Regions from separate parts of the Homo sapiens genome. Here region 2 is linked to region 1. Evidence: chromatin loops called from intact Hi-C (ENCODE). Cell type or tissue: breast epithelium. All regions are shown on one strand. Each heading gives the region's core, and the rest is flanking DNA. Links, peaks and the distances in the headings are about the cores only.

Region 1 (7,557 bases), core at 1,034-6,033:
GGAAGTCAAAGGGAAAAAGGAACCTTATTACTTTTAAAATACTTGATAGTGGGATGGCTTTTTCCCAATCCTCAACAGTTTTTTCTTATTTCTCAAGGTGAAGAGACCTAGTTTGTTGTATTTATTGGCCTTTGTGAGTGAAGGTTGACCTGGTGTTTTTTCTTGTTACTTAGAACTGCTCATTAACCCCCGTCCAGACACTACAGACATTCCATAACCTTTCCGAAATAGATGTGTCAATTCTTTTAAACAGTAATTTGAGGACCTGTGACTTAAATCCTGTTCTTTAGAGTTGCGGCACTCACATTCTAGTAGCACCTTATGTAGTAATGCACAGATGAGGGCTGGCTTATATTTGTCATCCCTCAGCACAGCTTTCGTTTCTGTGCACGTTTATTACCTGTGAAGTTGTTTGAGGAATGTTGCCCAGTACTCTTGAACAGTGAGCGGTGTCAGACTTTTTCTTAACTACTGCAAGGAATTAATAAAAGTGTTAATCTCAACATATTGATTATAAATGGAGCAATATATATTTTTCCAATTAAATTGGGTCAATATTAAATATGTTTAAAATATATCAGTATTTTGATCAAGAGCAATTTATTTTGATTGAATTTTAAATGTGGGTTTAGTTAATTTGATGGCAATAAGTTTTTCTTAATAATGTTAAGATTGTAAAACAATTTATTATTTCCAGAGCCAATATTTTGCTAAAGCTACAGTGAAATCTCAAATGAATTTCAGAAATATCAATAACTCTTAATTGCCACCAAAATACGATAGCTCTTAACATTTTATAGCTACAGTTATTAAGGCTGTTAAACTGCAGATATCCACATTGAAATATTTGTTATTACATCTCCTTTGGTGCTGTTTGGTTTGGGGGATGAAAGAAAATAAAATGCTCAGGATTGAGAAGCATATTAGAACTGCCAGTCTCTCTATATTTTGTTACTCATTGCTGATCTTTGTAGACTAATTGAAATGGTAATGCTATTCCCTTGAGAAACAGAAAGACCTTTAGGGTTGCTTGTCTTAGCAGTGGTTTGACGATGGATGATTAGAATAAAGTCATAGAGTTTACAACATAGAAAATTAGTTTTTTTTTAGTGGTTAGAATTTAGGAGTAGTTCCCAGGGTAGGCACCCTTTGCTGAACTTAACACCTTTTACTGAGGGTATAGCCTGTTAATTATAATGCTCTTTTCAACTCTAGGAAGTGAGAGTGGGTGACTTCTGGATATCTCATCCTCTTTATTCTCTCAGCTTGAGAGCCATCGGCCTTTCACTGGCACTAGGTTCACCCTAACTAGGTGCCTTTGTTTTAGCTGATACTTACTAGGAATTTTCCGTCAAGCCCTTTCCATAGCTTTTTTAATGGAACTGGGCAGTCGCCCTTTGGATCCTGCTTTCCTTCATTTGGCTCAAGCCCTCAGCTCAGTCTTTGAAGTTTTAACCATTTTTCAAACCGTGTATTCCCCCTTCTCATGTGTTTCTCCTGCCTCCTCCTCTGCACTGAACTGTATCTGGAGGCTGACTCCTCAGTGGGTTCCCTGGTTTTCATACCCTTTCATGTCATACAGGATGGATGAGCCACTGCTTAGAAGTAAATGTTCTGTCGGTTCTATGGTCAGTGGTATACAGGTCTTGTAAAACATACATTATTTTTTCATTTTACTTTGTGCTACCACGGTTTCCATTTGCTTATGGCTGTTGGTTGTGAGGTCTAGTGCTTTCTTAAAATATACTACTGCTTTGCACATTGTGGGCCTGGGAGCTCCGGGTGCCAAATAAAGATTAGGACTAACACACCTTCAGTGTTTGAGTGATGTGGGTTCCCGGTGAGCACCTACATGCTGCTTACCTAGTACAGGCTGTGCAGCCAAGACAGCCCTGTGTGGCCCAGAAGACCAAACATTTCATGTGAACCTTTCCCCTTCAGGGTGATAAAGATCAGGTCGCTTGTCCCCAGTCCTTGTTACCTCCATGTTATTGATTCACTTCCCAGTTGCCATATTCGAGGTAAGCCTCCATAGCTTTATCTTTGCTTTCATGTCAACAATGCATGTCTGCATCCTTGGACTGGCTTCAAGGGTTTCTGGCAAAAAATTTGCAGTCTGTTAATAGACTTGGGCACAAATAGGACCTAACCAAGTGTGAAGGGAATAATGAATTCAGACTGAGGCATTTGGGAGAGACTGTTGGGGAAGTTCATCCAGTGCAGGGCCTTGTCTTGTTGGGTGGCTCAGATATATTAATATGACCCTTATCCAAATTAACAATGTTACGCATTTGCCCCTAAACTCCAGGTGCATCATTGAGAAGGGAAGGAATTTGCTTTGCTTTGGAGGCACATTATTTCCTCAGGGTTCTCATTTGGATTGCCTTGGAGGTTGGTGTGATGCCACAATGTGCAGAGAGGCTGAGGACAGGGAGGGCAGGTGGGCTTCACTTTCCAGCCAGCTCTGATTTCTGGGGAGTGGTAGTCTATTCAGGGGGCTCCGAGGCCCTGTTTGGGTGGATTGGGAAGAGTGTGCAGTTCCTTAGTGATGTCTATCATAGGCACAGTGGGGAACTAGCAACATTCATGCTAGGTATTTGCCAGCCTTGACATAATAAAACAGATGTCACTGACTCCTGCCTCTTTGTCCAGCAGTGGTCAGCACTGCTTGGTCAGGCTGCAGGGCATAGATGGGTTGCATCCTGAGTGAGAAAATGCATTTCCAGATATGTTTTTGTCTCTTCTTGCTGGCAGGACTAGGGTTAGTGTTTATCATTTGACTTAAACTCATTCCCCCAAGTTCTTACTCTATTTTCATGTATCGGCAGTTACTATTTAAGTTGCTGCCCTCGCAGACTACAGTGAGGGCAACGAGCACAGACGAGAGCAAAGCTTCCCCACCCACAGACTGATTATGCAGTGTCACTGGGAGCCCCTAACACTGGAGACGCTGACTTAGGAAGTGTAGCGTGGGGTCACCGGGCAGGACTTTTAAAAAATGTTCCCAGATGGCTCTGATCACTGTCAGGTTTGGGAGCTAGGGATGGAAATAAGTCAGTCTTATGTATTTCTCTTTTTTGGGGCTGCAGCTTTTGGCTGATGCAGTTTGTATATCAGTTTCTCAAAAATCCTCTTTTATGTGCCCTGCACAGTTGTATGTACACAGGGGAGGGCCTGGCAGGGAGCCTTAGCTAAATGCTGTATGTCATAGATCATCTGGTTCTTGTGGGGTGTGTGTGTCAGAATCACATGGGAAACACCTTCAGAGGGTAGGGGCCTGGGCTCAGCGTGGGGAGTCTGAGGCAGCAGGTGCAGAGTGGGAGGAGCTGGGCACTGCACTTGTGCTTTGGCTGAGCTCCCGCTGACTCTGAGGGGAGCTTGGTGACATTCTTCATGGTCCACAGGACCTTGCTCAGAAAGAACTATGTTCTCATTTAGGAGAGCTTTGAGGCAGTTGGGAAGCATTGTTGGTAAGGATGTTGAGGCTTGAGAATGTAATGCTTTTTTCTTTACTATGGCCCACACTCAGCAAATAATTGCCTCTGGGATAAATCCCCGACCCATGCCCACCCCGATCAGGGAAACATAGTGGGGAGTTCAGAAACGGACTCTTCAGTAGGCGGTGCCTGAGTCTCCTCAGATGACCTGGTGCATTGGGCTAAGCTGCTAAATGCATAGCCTGAAGTGGATTTGAGTTGGTTCCTCTGCATGGTTTGAAGGCTCCCTCGCCACCTTTCAGCACTTCTGATGAGTCCCTATTTTTATTGTAAAAGTATGACAACAATATTAAGATGAAAAAATGACCTCTTTTATGTTTTTATTTTCTACATGTCATTCCAGTCTTTGGTTCTGTGAATACACATCTTTACATGGTTATAATCACGGCCCCTCCAGTTAATTGGCTTGCCCACAGTTTTACTGTGAAGTAGAGCTGAGATTTGAAGTCGGCTGGGCCCTCTACATACATGTTTCCTTCCCTTTGTGGGATTGAGTAGAAGGTGCAATATTTAGGTATGACCACAGGGTGGTGCCAAAAATCAACACATAGCTGCCCCCACCTCCATTGGACTGAAAACCAAACCAAAAACCTAAGCCTGTAATCTGGGAATTTGGATGAGGATATAGGGAGATGGCTCAGGAGTCTAGAAGACCTGGCAAGTATGGTGTGGATGGGGACAGAATTTACTTCATGGTCTGGTGTAACCTGAATCTGTAGACTTGATGCCTGTTGATATAATTGGTTTTTAATAAATTTTTGATCCTAAAGGTTTTTCTTGTGCCCTATTTTTTACCTTTTTTACATGAGTAACTCTGAGATGTAAAGGGGTGATAAAGATTCCATTCATTGTGTAAGTCTTACAGAATGTCTTCTAATAGTCTGTGAGACATAATCTCCTGCGAAGATAATACTCTTCATTGTCCTTCCCCTGAGCACTGGGCCTCTGTGGCCAGGGCCCCATTGAACCCTGGCTTGGGAGGGTTGGGTTGTGCACATCCACTGTTCTGAGGAGGGAGCTGTCAGCATTTCAGATGCTAGGGGTCAAGCCAAGTAGAATGACTGTTATGAAGAGAGTCTTGTGGATTTGGAACGTTGCAGCCTTTAGGGCCTGAGCAAAGGTGGCATCAAGTGGAGGTGGGGGCAGGGGCGGGAGTGGTGCACAAGAACAATGATGGCTGACATGTTTGAATGCGTACGACTTAGTGGTTCTTGTGGTTCTTCTTGTTATATAGGTTAATTCGTTTAATCCTTACAGCCACCCAGGAGATAGGACTTTGAGCCCAGAGAGATGAAGTCATTTGCTCAAGGCAGCAGTCAGTGGAAGGGCTTGGAGAAGGAGAAGGGGTCTGAAGGTGGTGTGGGACACATGAGAGTGATCTCGCAGCTTGGTTTGCTGCAGCAGACTCGGACAAGCATTGTTTCAGTGCCTGGTTTCTCCCTCCACTTGATGGGGGCCAACTCCAACCCAATGTCCCATTCCTATCCTGAAATGCTTCTAAAGGCAGTGCCCTGAGAACCACCAACCTCACAGCCTGTCTCCATTTTATTGTCTTCTGGGAACTTCTCCCTTCTGTCTAGCACCTGTTTGCACTGGGATTGTCCTGTCTGTCCTTCAGTTGGATCCTGGTTTGCACCCGATGAGGATTTAGCAATTTTAGGCTGTGCTTCGGCAAAGGCCAACTCACAATGTGGAGGTTGATTTGATTGTGCCTTTTTTTTAAAGCCCAAATTAAAGAGAAAAAACAAAACTCTCCCAAAATCTGAATTTAGTAAAAGTTTGAGATTTTATCCAGAAACCTAAATACAATTATTTTAAGAATGTTCTTAACATCTCTGAGAGTTCATTTTTCTCAAGAAATAAGCCTGGCCGGGCACAATGGCTCATACCTGTAATCCCAGCACTTTAGGAGGCCAAGGCAGGAGGATTGCTTGAGCTCAAGAGTTCGAGACCAGCCTGGGCAACATGGTGAAACCCCAAAAATAGAAAAAGTTAGCTGGGTGTGGTGATGTGCGCCTGTAGTCCCAGCTACCCAGGAGGCTGAGGTGGGTGGATCACTGGAGCCTGAGAGAAAAAAAAAAAAGAAAGAAGACTGTGTTCATTTTCTTTTAGGAATCTATAAGTTGAAAGAAAAAGTTACACTTTTAAAACCTATTTATGCCTAGTGTTCCATTATTGGAACGCTAAGCATGTGGGAGTTATTCATGCCCTACTGCTCAAGGTCATTGCCAAGGTCTGATTTTTCACACATGTCTGCCTCCTGAGGGTACATGTTATCACTTGGTGCACAGAGTTAGTTACTGCTACAGATACTGGCATGCTGGGAGCTTGTCAAAAAGTGATGTGAGTTTTCAGAAACATTTTTGAGTATCCAAAGACAGGTACATATAACTTTACTGCACTACATCCTATACTAGTAATTTTTAAGAAATAACTTCTCTACTAGTTATGCTATTGTGCGGTAAAAAGAAAATACAGAAAGTATTATTATTGCATTAGTTATGGGTTTGACATTTTTCATGTTCCATTTTTGGAACACTAGGCAAAACCACTACCACTAGGACTAATAATACCTTTTTTCCGTTTTAGTCCCAAGATGCCTCGAACACTAAGTTTACATGAAATAACTGACCTTTTAGAGACAGATGACAGCATAGAAGCAAGTGCTATAGTGATACAACCACCTGAAAATGCTACAGCACCTGTTTCTGATGAGGAATCAGGAGATGAAGAAGGTGGAACAATAAATAATCTGCCAGGTTCTTTGTTGCACACAGCTGCGTATCTTATTCAAGATGGCTCTGATGCTGAGTCTGACTCAGATGATCCCTCATACGCACCTAAAGATGACTCTCCTGATGAAGTTCCATCTACGTTTACTGTGCAGCAACCTCCACCATCAAGGAGGAGGAAAATGACAAAAATTCTTTGCAAATGGAAAAAAGCCGACCTAACTGTACAACCCGTAGCAGGTAGAGTTACAGCACCACCAAACGATTTCTTCACCGTAATGAGAACTCCCACAGAAATTCTTGAACTTTTTCTTGATGACGAGGTCATTGAACTCATTGTCAAGTACTCCAACTTATATGCTTGCAGTAAAGGTGTACATCTTGGCTTGACTAGCTCTGAATTCAAATGTTTTCTGGGAATTATTTTTCTGAGTGGTTATGTCTCAGTTCCTAGAAGGCGTATGTTTTGGGAACAAAGAACAGATGTGCATAATGTACTGGTTAGTGCTGCCATGAGACGTGACCGGTTTGAAACTATATTTTCTAATTTGCATGTTGCTGACAATGCAAATTTGGATCCAGTGGACAAATTTTCCAAATTGCGACCTCTCATAAGCAAACTTAATGAGAGATGCATGAAATTTGTTCCAAATGAAACATATTTCAGCTTTGATGAATTCATGGTTCCTTATTTTGGTCGTCACGGGTGCAAACAATTTATTCGGGGAAAGCCCATTCGGTTTGGCTATAAGTTTTGGTGTGGTGCCACCTGTCTGGGCTACATTTGCTGGTTTCAGCCGTATCAGGGTAAAAACCCAAATACTAAACATGAGGAATATGGTGTCGGTGCGTCACTTGTCCTTCAGTTTAGTGAGGCACTTACAGAGGCACACCCTGGACAATACCATTTTGTATTCAATAACTTTTTCACCAGTATTGCACTTCTTGATAAGCTCAGTTCAATGGGACATCAGGCAACAGGTACAGTGAGAAAGGATCACATTGACAGAGTTCCACTGGAATCAGATGTAGCTTTAAAGAAAAAAGAAAGAGGCACATTTGATTATCGAATTGATGGCAAAGGCAATATTGTCTGCAGATGGAATGATAACAGTGTTGTCACTGTTGCCTCATCTGGTGCTGGTATCCATCCCCTGTGTCTTGTCAGTCGTTACTCCCAGAAACTGAAAAAGAAGATACAAGTTCAGCAGCCAAACATGATCAAAGTGTATAACCAGTTCATGGGAGGCGTAGACAGAGCTGATGAAAACATTGATAAGTATCGGGCATCAATCCGTGGAAAGAAATGGTATTCAAGCCCTCTTTTG
Region 2 (7,557 bases), core at 920-5,919, 120 kb after region 1:
CCAGCCTCCCCAACTGTTAACATTAGCACCAGAGTGGCACGTTTGTTACAGTAGGTATACCTGCATTGACATGTCATCAGAGGCCACCATTTACATTAGGGTTCATCTTGGTGTTGTACATTCTATGAGTTTAGACAAACGTCAAATGACGTATATCTACTGTTAAAATAGTTTTAACTGTCCTAAAAGTCTTTTAGCACTGTCTTTTTTTTTTTTTTTTTGAGACGGAGTCTCACTCTGTCGACAGGCTGGAGTGCAGTGGTGCAATCTCAGCTCACTGCAACCTCTGCCTCCTGGGTTCAAGTGATTCTCCTGCCTCAGCCTCCCGAGTAGCTGGGACTAGAGGCATGTGCCACCATGCCCAGCTAATTTTTGTGTTTTTATTAGAGACAGGGTTTCACCATGTTGGCCAGGATGGTCTCGATCTCTTGACCTTGTGATCTGCCCGCCTCGGCCTCCCTAAGTGTTGGGATTACAGCCGTGAGCCACCGCACACGGCTGGCACTGTCTTTTAATCCTCCCTCCAGCACTTGATGTGGCATTGTTGTCCCATGTCACACAATGAGAGAGGGATGTCCTGAGAGAGTAAGTGACCTGCTCAAGCTCACTGGTCTCCTGAGGACCGAAGCCTGCTTGAATGGAGGCAGGGGCACAGACTCTGCAGGTGGTGGGCCTTCCTCCTGGGCTGTGCTCTCTTTCCTTGTGAGAGTTAGGAGGCCATGGGCAACCCTCCAAGCTCTGCAGCAAACACAGGGCCAAAGGTTGAAGCTGAGCTCTGAGATCCCTGGGAACCACATGGGAATATACTTTGTCCTGTGGTCACTGGACAAGAACAGGTGAAGTTATTGGAAGTTGGCTTGCATTTGAGCAGCTACTATGTTTTATATGGCAGTAAAACTAGTGAATTATAGGGAATTTCCAGGATGATAAAATGCATATCTATCCCTTGTTGTGTATATATATTTTCTGTTCCTAAGTCCCCGGGAAATCTGGAATTTCCATTAACTGCTATGTCCTTCACATATTCTCTCATGTTTAGCTTAGCTAAGCTAACTTTTTTGGCAATTTCCAAAACTACAATATAACGATAGATTTGCCGACAAGTAGAGAATACGCCATATTCACACTGAGATATATCCACCGGGGATTATGCTAGAGAGCCTTTAAAACATTTGTAAAAATATCAAACCTGGGCCCTTCCAAAACATATAATTAGGAATTCAGTGTGGTTTTTTCCTCCCTGATAATTTAAGTATTTTACCTGCTTTACCCTCTTGCTATGGGTTTAAGCCATGTGTACTGAAGTCATTTCTGCTAAGGAAAGTTTTAAAAGGGAGGTTGTGAAAATCCTTTCTGAGCACAATTAAGATGTCAAATCCAACACATATTTTTGTATTTGGGCTCAAAAGATGAGGACAGAGGTGTCTCCAAATATTTTCCCAATTTTCCTAAAACAAGGCAAACAGTAAGAAATGAATACTATGTATGGTATTTAAGACCCAACTCGGAGCCTTCAAACCCCTACATTTTCTAAGGATTTGGAATTCTTTTCAGGAATCAATTTAAAATGATTCATAATTCAACTGAAAACAATTGAGGGCTTAGATAGATGCTCGCATTTCCAGCTTTTTATTGCTGCTCTTAGTGTTTCTGAGATGACAGTTTTCCTTTCATAGAACCAGCTTAAAATTAGAAAAATCAAACACCCATTAGAGAAAGCAGATTTACTCTGCTATTAATTGATATAGAGATGTAAAACTTCCATCACCTGGGCAGAAGCCTAGCGCATCCCTGCAGACAGTTGCAGTGGCTAGAACCTGGGGGGTCAGCAGCCCACTCACTGGGCCTGAGCTGGAGCTGTCAGCCTTTGGGAGCCAAGCCTCGAATTTTCAGCACTAAGACATGCGGCTCTGGGGGAGCTGCATCTGTAACAACATCTGCACGCCAGTCTTCAGGCGTGTTACTGTCTTCCCATTTTATTTTTAAAAACATGAACAACTTTGAAAGTTGAACTCCCCACCCTGAGCTGGCTTCTCTCTTCCCTATGGGACAGGAGGCAAAGTAGCACACCCTATGTAGCAACCAGGAAATGATTCTCGGGAATGCAGATGCTGTGGCTGCGGGTATGAGATGCGGAGAGAAGGGGCACTGAGGACCCAGGATTGTCTCCCTACAGAGGCGGGAGGCAGGCTAGGTGAGGGCGGGGAGCGGGGGAGGGGGTGGGGAGGACTGTGAATCTGCTGAAATATGACCCCGCGGTTTTAACTTTAAATAAGCATTTCTGTCCTAGTGGAAGCCCCTCTAATGTCTCCTGCAGCTTTGATTTTGGAACACGTCACATTCCTCATTAAAGCAATCACTGTTAAAACATAAAGCAACACAGGATTTATTTCTTCATTAAACTGATGATCCGTATATGAAGCCAATTAACATTATGAGTCTGGTGAACATCAAGTGTAAAGAGGTTAGAGAAAATTAAAAGCAGTCACCTTGGTCTTTAGATAAAGAAAGTACACTTTTAGGTTGTAAATTATCAGAGTGTCCAAGCGAGACAGATCGGCGAATTTGGTTAATTGGAAAATACATTTTACCGCACAAAAATTAAGGAAAAATAACCTTTTCGTTACTAACGCCCTTTTTTAGGGGGAGGGGGACCGTAGCGAACACCTATTAGTCACCTTCTCCCGGGTGTCGAGACATTCGGAAAAAAAGGGGGCTGGCGTCATCAAAGTTTGGTGCAGCCTTTCGTTTCTAAGGTTGTTTGGTTGTTTGTTTACTCGCTGTTTTGCCAACGGGAAGGAGCCCAGCCTAGCGGCTCCGGGAGAGGAGCGCCGGGCGAGGCGAGGCCGAGGGTCCCAAGCCGGCTTAGAGCCCCCGCGAGGTGGGTGTGTTGAGGGAGCTCGGCTGGTTATCTAGTCAGTGAGGCGGCCGGACTCTCCTCGGGGGCCGCGAGATGGTTTCCGGCTGCAGCGGCCGGGTAGGAGCGGCGCGTGGTACTGCGGAGAAGGGAGTTTTGTCTCTGTTGCCAGCGCTGAGCGCATGTCCGGAGTAACTTTCGCAGGTTTGGACTGGGAGAGGATTGGGGTCGGTCCCCGGACGCCTGGGGTCCGGCCGGGCGGATCCCACCCCTGAGCAGCGAGGGGCCCCGGCTGGGCCCCCGGTACGGCTTCTTTCTCCGCAGCAGCCGGGGGTGGGTGGGGGTGCGGAAACCGGCGCCGCTGTCCAGGGTTCTGACCTGCCGGGTTGCTCGGCGAGCGCGCCGTCCTCAGACCGCGCAGGTCTGAGCCTGTCTCATCCGCGCCGGATGAGCCTGTCTCGTCCCGGGGTCATCTCTGGGCCTTAATAGGAACTTGCCTCGGTCGATGTCAGGGATGGGGAACTGAGACTGGCGTTTGGACCTCATTGGTTTCTGGGGCCAACACTGCACCCCGGGCTGGGCTGCTGCCGCTGAGGGTTCCCGCACACACCCCCAGGTGCGCCTGAGCATCTTGGCCGAGGCGGCCCAGAAGCTGTCCGCACCTCACTTCACGGCCACCGGGTTCCCAAAGCGCACAGGCAGGGAACTGCTGCCTAGGGCAGGAGGGAACCCGAGGGGACTTTCGGCAGACCTAGGCGGCAAGAGGAGCCTCGGGCTCTTGTCAAGAGCTCCAGAGAGCAGGGGCCCTCTGAGGGAGACAGGGAGAGAGACAGCGCGCGCGAGCCAGTCTCTTGACCTGGGCTAAGGGAGGATCAGCTCTAGGGGCTCCCAGCCCTCTTGGCATGACGTAGGAAAGGCCCTCGGCTGCCCTGCCGGCCCCTGCCTGCCACCTCACCCGCCTTCGGGACCTGCTAGCCGCTCCTCCCGGGCCGGCTGCCTGGACTCTCGGAGTCGGTGGCCCTGGCGGAAATGGCGCCCCGAGCTCTCTCCGCTCTGAAACGAGCGGAAGTTTCCTGTGATTCTTTCCCCGAGGCAGAGCAGACTCTGCTCTGGAGCGACTGAGCCCAGGAAGGGCCGCTTCACTGGAATAGATCCTGACTTGCCTCGACCGGAGCGGGACTGGTCTTCCTCCCGGCTGTTTTCGGAGGGGCGTCAACGGCGGCCGGGACCCAGCGCTCTGTCCTGCAGCTCGATGCTCCTTGCCCAGCGCTGGTGTCCAGCGGCGGGCCTGCCAGGCCTTTTGTTTCCAAAGCGCTGCGTCTTTAAGATCAAGGCTGTATCCCGGGCCGTGCAGGGACCCGACCCACCACCTCGCCAAGGCTCCCTAACGCAGCATTAGAATGTTTATAAAATATTCAATTTATGTAGTCTGTCCAAGAAGCCATCGTCCCAAAATAAAATCAGCAGTCTAGACGGAGCACAGACACCAGAACTTATCAACAGTTGTCTGACTTGCATCTTCTGATGCATCTTGAGTGGGTCATAATACCAACTTTATTTTCAGTGGTGCATAAATTAATTACACGCATTTAATAACCAAAATATCATTATATTCCCCCTTTAATATCATAAAGGCTTTCCGCCAGGGAAGCACTTAATAGTGCAGGGGGCCGTAACGGGCTATTATCCTGGTGTAATGCTATTACAGAACCAATTATGCGCCATTAGACTTGCTTTTTTTGCAGTTTATGTGATTTGATCCAATCCCGCGCCCCTGACTTGAAAATTTCAGCCCGGTACTTTAGAGTTTAATTTTCACCCAGGCAGAGAGAAGGGCGGTCTCTCTCCGTTGAGTGTCTGCCTCGGATGCATTTTAAAAGTAATTGCAAAGGGTCCCACCGCATATCATTTGCATCGAGAAGCGAACATAAATTCAGGGACCCCTTGCTGAGAACAAAATCAAACTTTCCTTTTGTACGATCGTTTGGAAAGGGAAGCCGTGTGCAAAGAGTCCCCCCAAAACCCATCCGGCGGCGACAATTAGCAGCGCTTTGCCAATTTGCAGCCCGGGAGTCACCAGGCCTTTGATAAGGGCAGCCCAAACCAGGCTCTCTCGGAGAAAGGTTTGCCTCTGAGGGGACATGAGGTGGGGGGTGGGGCCTAGTGTGTTTTCGGAAAATGTATGTTTTTGGGGGTGATGGTGGTGGTGGTTGTATCGTTCTCTTTTAAAAGAGGAAAAAGCATTCCTGATGTTTGCTGAGAAATGACGGATTTTTTTTTTAACACCACGTGGGCCATTTGTAAGGCCCAATAGACCTATCCAAGTTACTCGCTGTAGACAGCGCTGGAAATAATCAGATTAAGGCCAATTATGCGTGAGATTATAAAGGCGAGTGCTGAGCGGCGGCGCGCGCTGCAGACAGACAGCAAGACATCTGGCCACTTCCCGAGTCACTTCTTTGGTCCTGCGGGCGCCAGCCGCGCCGAGCCCCGCCCGCCGCCAGCCGAGCAGGGCTTGCGGATCGGAGGCGGTCACGCTCCGACCTCCTCGACCGCCGCCCGCCGAGGTATGCTCGGCTCCTGACCCACTCGCCGGGCCCCGAGCGCCGGGCCTTGGGGCTCGGCTGCCTTCCTGGCCTGAGCTGCAGCTCGCAGATGGCCTTGCGCGCTAGCCGGACCTGGCTGCGGTGGCCCGGGTGCAGGGCTTCTGGCTGGGACCCCAGAGAGCCAGAAACTACGCTGCGGGGTTTGGTGCTGGGGCCAGGGTGAGGGCACGGCCGTCCGGGAGGTGGACACACCCGAAGGACTGCCCTGTGGGGTTGCTGCTTGCGACGGGGCTGCCGCCTTCCCTCCTGTCCCCCGCAGTGAGATGAGGGCGTTGGGAGGGACTTTCCAGGAGGGGAGCGCCGGGTGCGCCCTAGGGCTGGGCGGGAGCGCTGGCAGAGGGAGACTTGAAGCTCTATCGCTGTTTGCTTTGCAGCCAGGCAGGAGCAACGCGCGCGGGTCCGTTCTGCTGCCACCCTCCCAGGTCTCGGCCGTCCAGCCGATCTGACAGCCGGCGATGTTTTATTTCCACTGCCCGCCACAGCTAGAGGGTAAGTAAGCGCTGCGCCCCAGGGTCTCCATGAAGCCAGAGCCGGCCAGAAAGGGCCGGAGCGGCAGCAGGGCTGGTGGGTGGCTGGGTCCCCGCCCTGCGGGGGGCGCAGCCGCCTGCCGGTGAGTAGGGGCCTCCCTGGACCCCTCCCTACACCCCACTCCAGGCCCGCTCCAGCTCCCCGCCCCGTCGCCACCTGCCTCCCAGCTCCCTCCCCGCCTGGGCCAGGACGCCCCGGGCTAGGCGTGCCGCGGGGACCGGCCGAATCCTCCCAGCACAGATGCTGGTGTCACGCCTCTAATTGGGGCTCCGCAACCCAGGGGGCCGCATCAATCTTTCACGGTGCTTCTGCAAACATCCCAGAAAGCAAAGGCGAGTGGACCCGCCGCGTCCTGGCCCAGATCACGAGCTGCACGAGCCTACAAGGGCCCGTCGCTGGGCTGCTCTCACTGGGGCCGCTGGCGAGAACACTGCAGGGGCCTCTTCCGCCCTGGATTCTGGGCAGCTCAATTCCCTTCCCGGCCTCCTGGCCGTCCCTGGAACCAGGTGGCCCTGCCCACCACCTGCCCGGACTGACCTAGCATGGCTCCTTCTCTGTGACTCACTAACCCTAAATGTCGACCACTCCCCACTCCCCAGGCCAGAATTTCCATCTTTGAGTGTCTCCAGGCCTGAGAAGAAATTTCCCCTCAGGATCCCCAGTCTGGCTTCTGCACCCAGTTGTTAGTGGGGGCGTGGGTTGGTGAGAAGGGGACAGTTGGGACCTCAGCATGCCCCTGCTCAGGACCCGAGGGATCCAAGGATGGGGTCTTCACATCAGGGGGCCAATTAGTAGCCATCAGGTGAGCCAATGCCACACTGTGGGCTTTAATGGGGCCTTCTGCAGAGCAGCAGTCTCAGCACTGGGGTATTGGGACTTTTGTAACCGTCGGACTGGCATTTGGCAACCTACTCGTTTGATTTATTATTGTGGTGGGAGAATTTGGGAAGCCAAGTAGTTGTGGGAGACAAGGGGCAGGGTATATGTTGTGAGGCGCTAGGAGACCTGAGACTTCAGGTGATGCTTGTCAGTCTTGCTGCAGGCTGCCCTGAGCAGTGGCTGAGCCTCAGAAAGTTTGTTTTTGTTTTTCTCATAAAAGCTCTTAAGAGTCCAATAGGATTTTCTAAAGGAGGCTAATGAGGACCAGTGTTTAAGCCCTGCTAGCTCTGTCAGCATTCCTAGGAAGGGAAGGCCACACATTTGCCTGCATTTCACATTTTATCCCCAAGTTCCCATGCAGGGTGGGTTTTATGGAAGGGTGGGAGACGTGCATCCCCTGACAGTGTACCCTAGGGGATGAGGGAGACTTTCTGTATGTTAAGGGTGCCTTCTCTGTGCATCTGAACCAGGGGTCTGGACTAATTGCCAGCCAGTGTCCCACCCTTCTGGTCAAAGTGGGTAAGGCAGAAGTTTGGGCATTTGGCAGGTAGGGGACGTCATGAATGTCTGTCTGCGGGGTGGACTGCAGCAGTGAGTTAGGGAGAGTCCTGGCCTGGCCTGCGGTGACCCCAGCTCTCAGCCCAGCTCAGCTGGCTTACTGTGCTCCCCACACCCTGGGCACATCCC

Evidence for each region. Peaks named below come from ENCODE experiments on the same cell type or tissue, not always from the same donor. Only the 100,000 strongest peaks of a DNase experiment are listed, where the experiment ranks them.
Region 2: a loop joins it to region 1, with 7 times the contacts of the local background. A loop is called at or near these places in 83 of 110 quality-filtered maps.

What each region holds. Positions count from the first base shown.
Region 1 is chr10:49,515,651-49,523,207 of GRCh38, reverse strand. The region is part of intron 5 of ERCC6 (ERCC excision repair 6, chromatin remodeling factor); the gene reads left to right. It overlaps PGBD3 (piggyBac transposable element derived 3), which reads left to right. Exons shown (of 2, transcript NM_170753.3): 2 at 6,087-7,557. The coding sequence starts at 6,094. Among named protein-coding and RNA genes, the nearest start is that of PGBD3, 4.9 kb to the left of the region's middle. In breast epithelium, for the core only: a CTCF peak has its summit at 4,025 (motif pointing right); no DNase peak of the experiment used is centred there.
Region 2 is chr10:49,393,802-49,401,358 of GRCh38, reverse strand. DRGX (dorsal root ganglia homeobox) reads left to right here and starts at 5,270. Exons shown (of 7, transcript NM_001276451.2): 1 at 5,270-5,424; 2 at 5,838-5,952. The coding sequence starts at 5,919. RefSeq lists a silencer at 3,096-3,255. In breast epithelium, for the core only: no CTCF peak of the experiment used is centred there; a DNase peak (open chromatin) is centred at 3,240; H3K4me3 peaks cover 1,563 bases; H3K27me3 peaks cover 4,844 bases.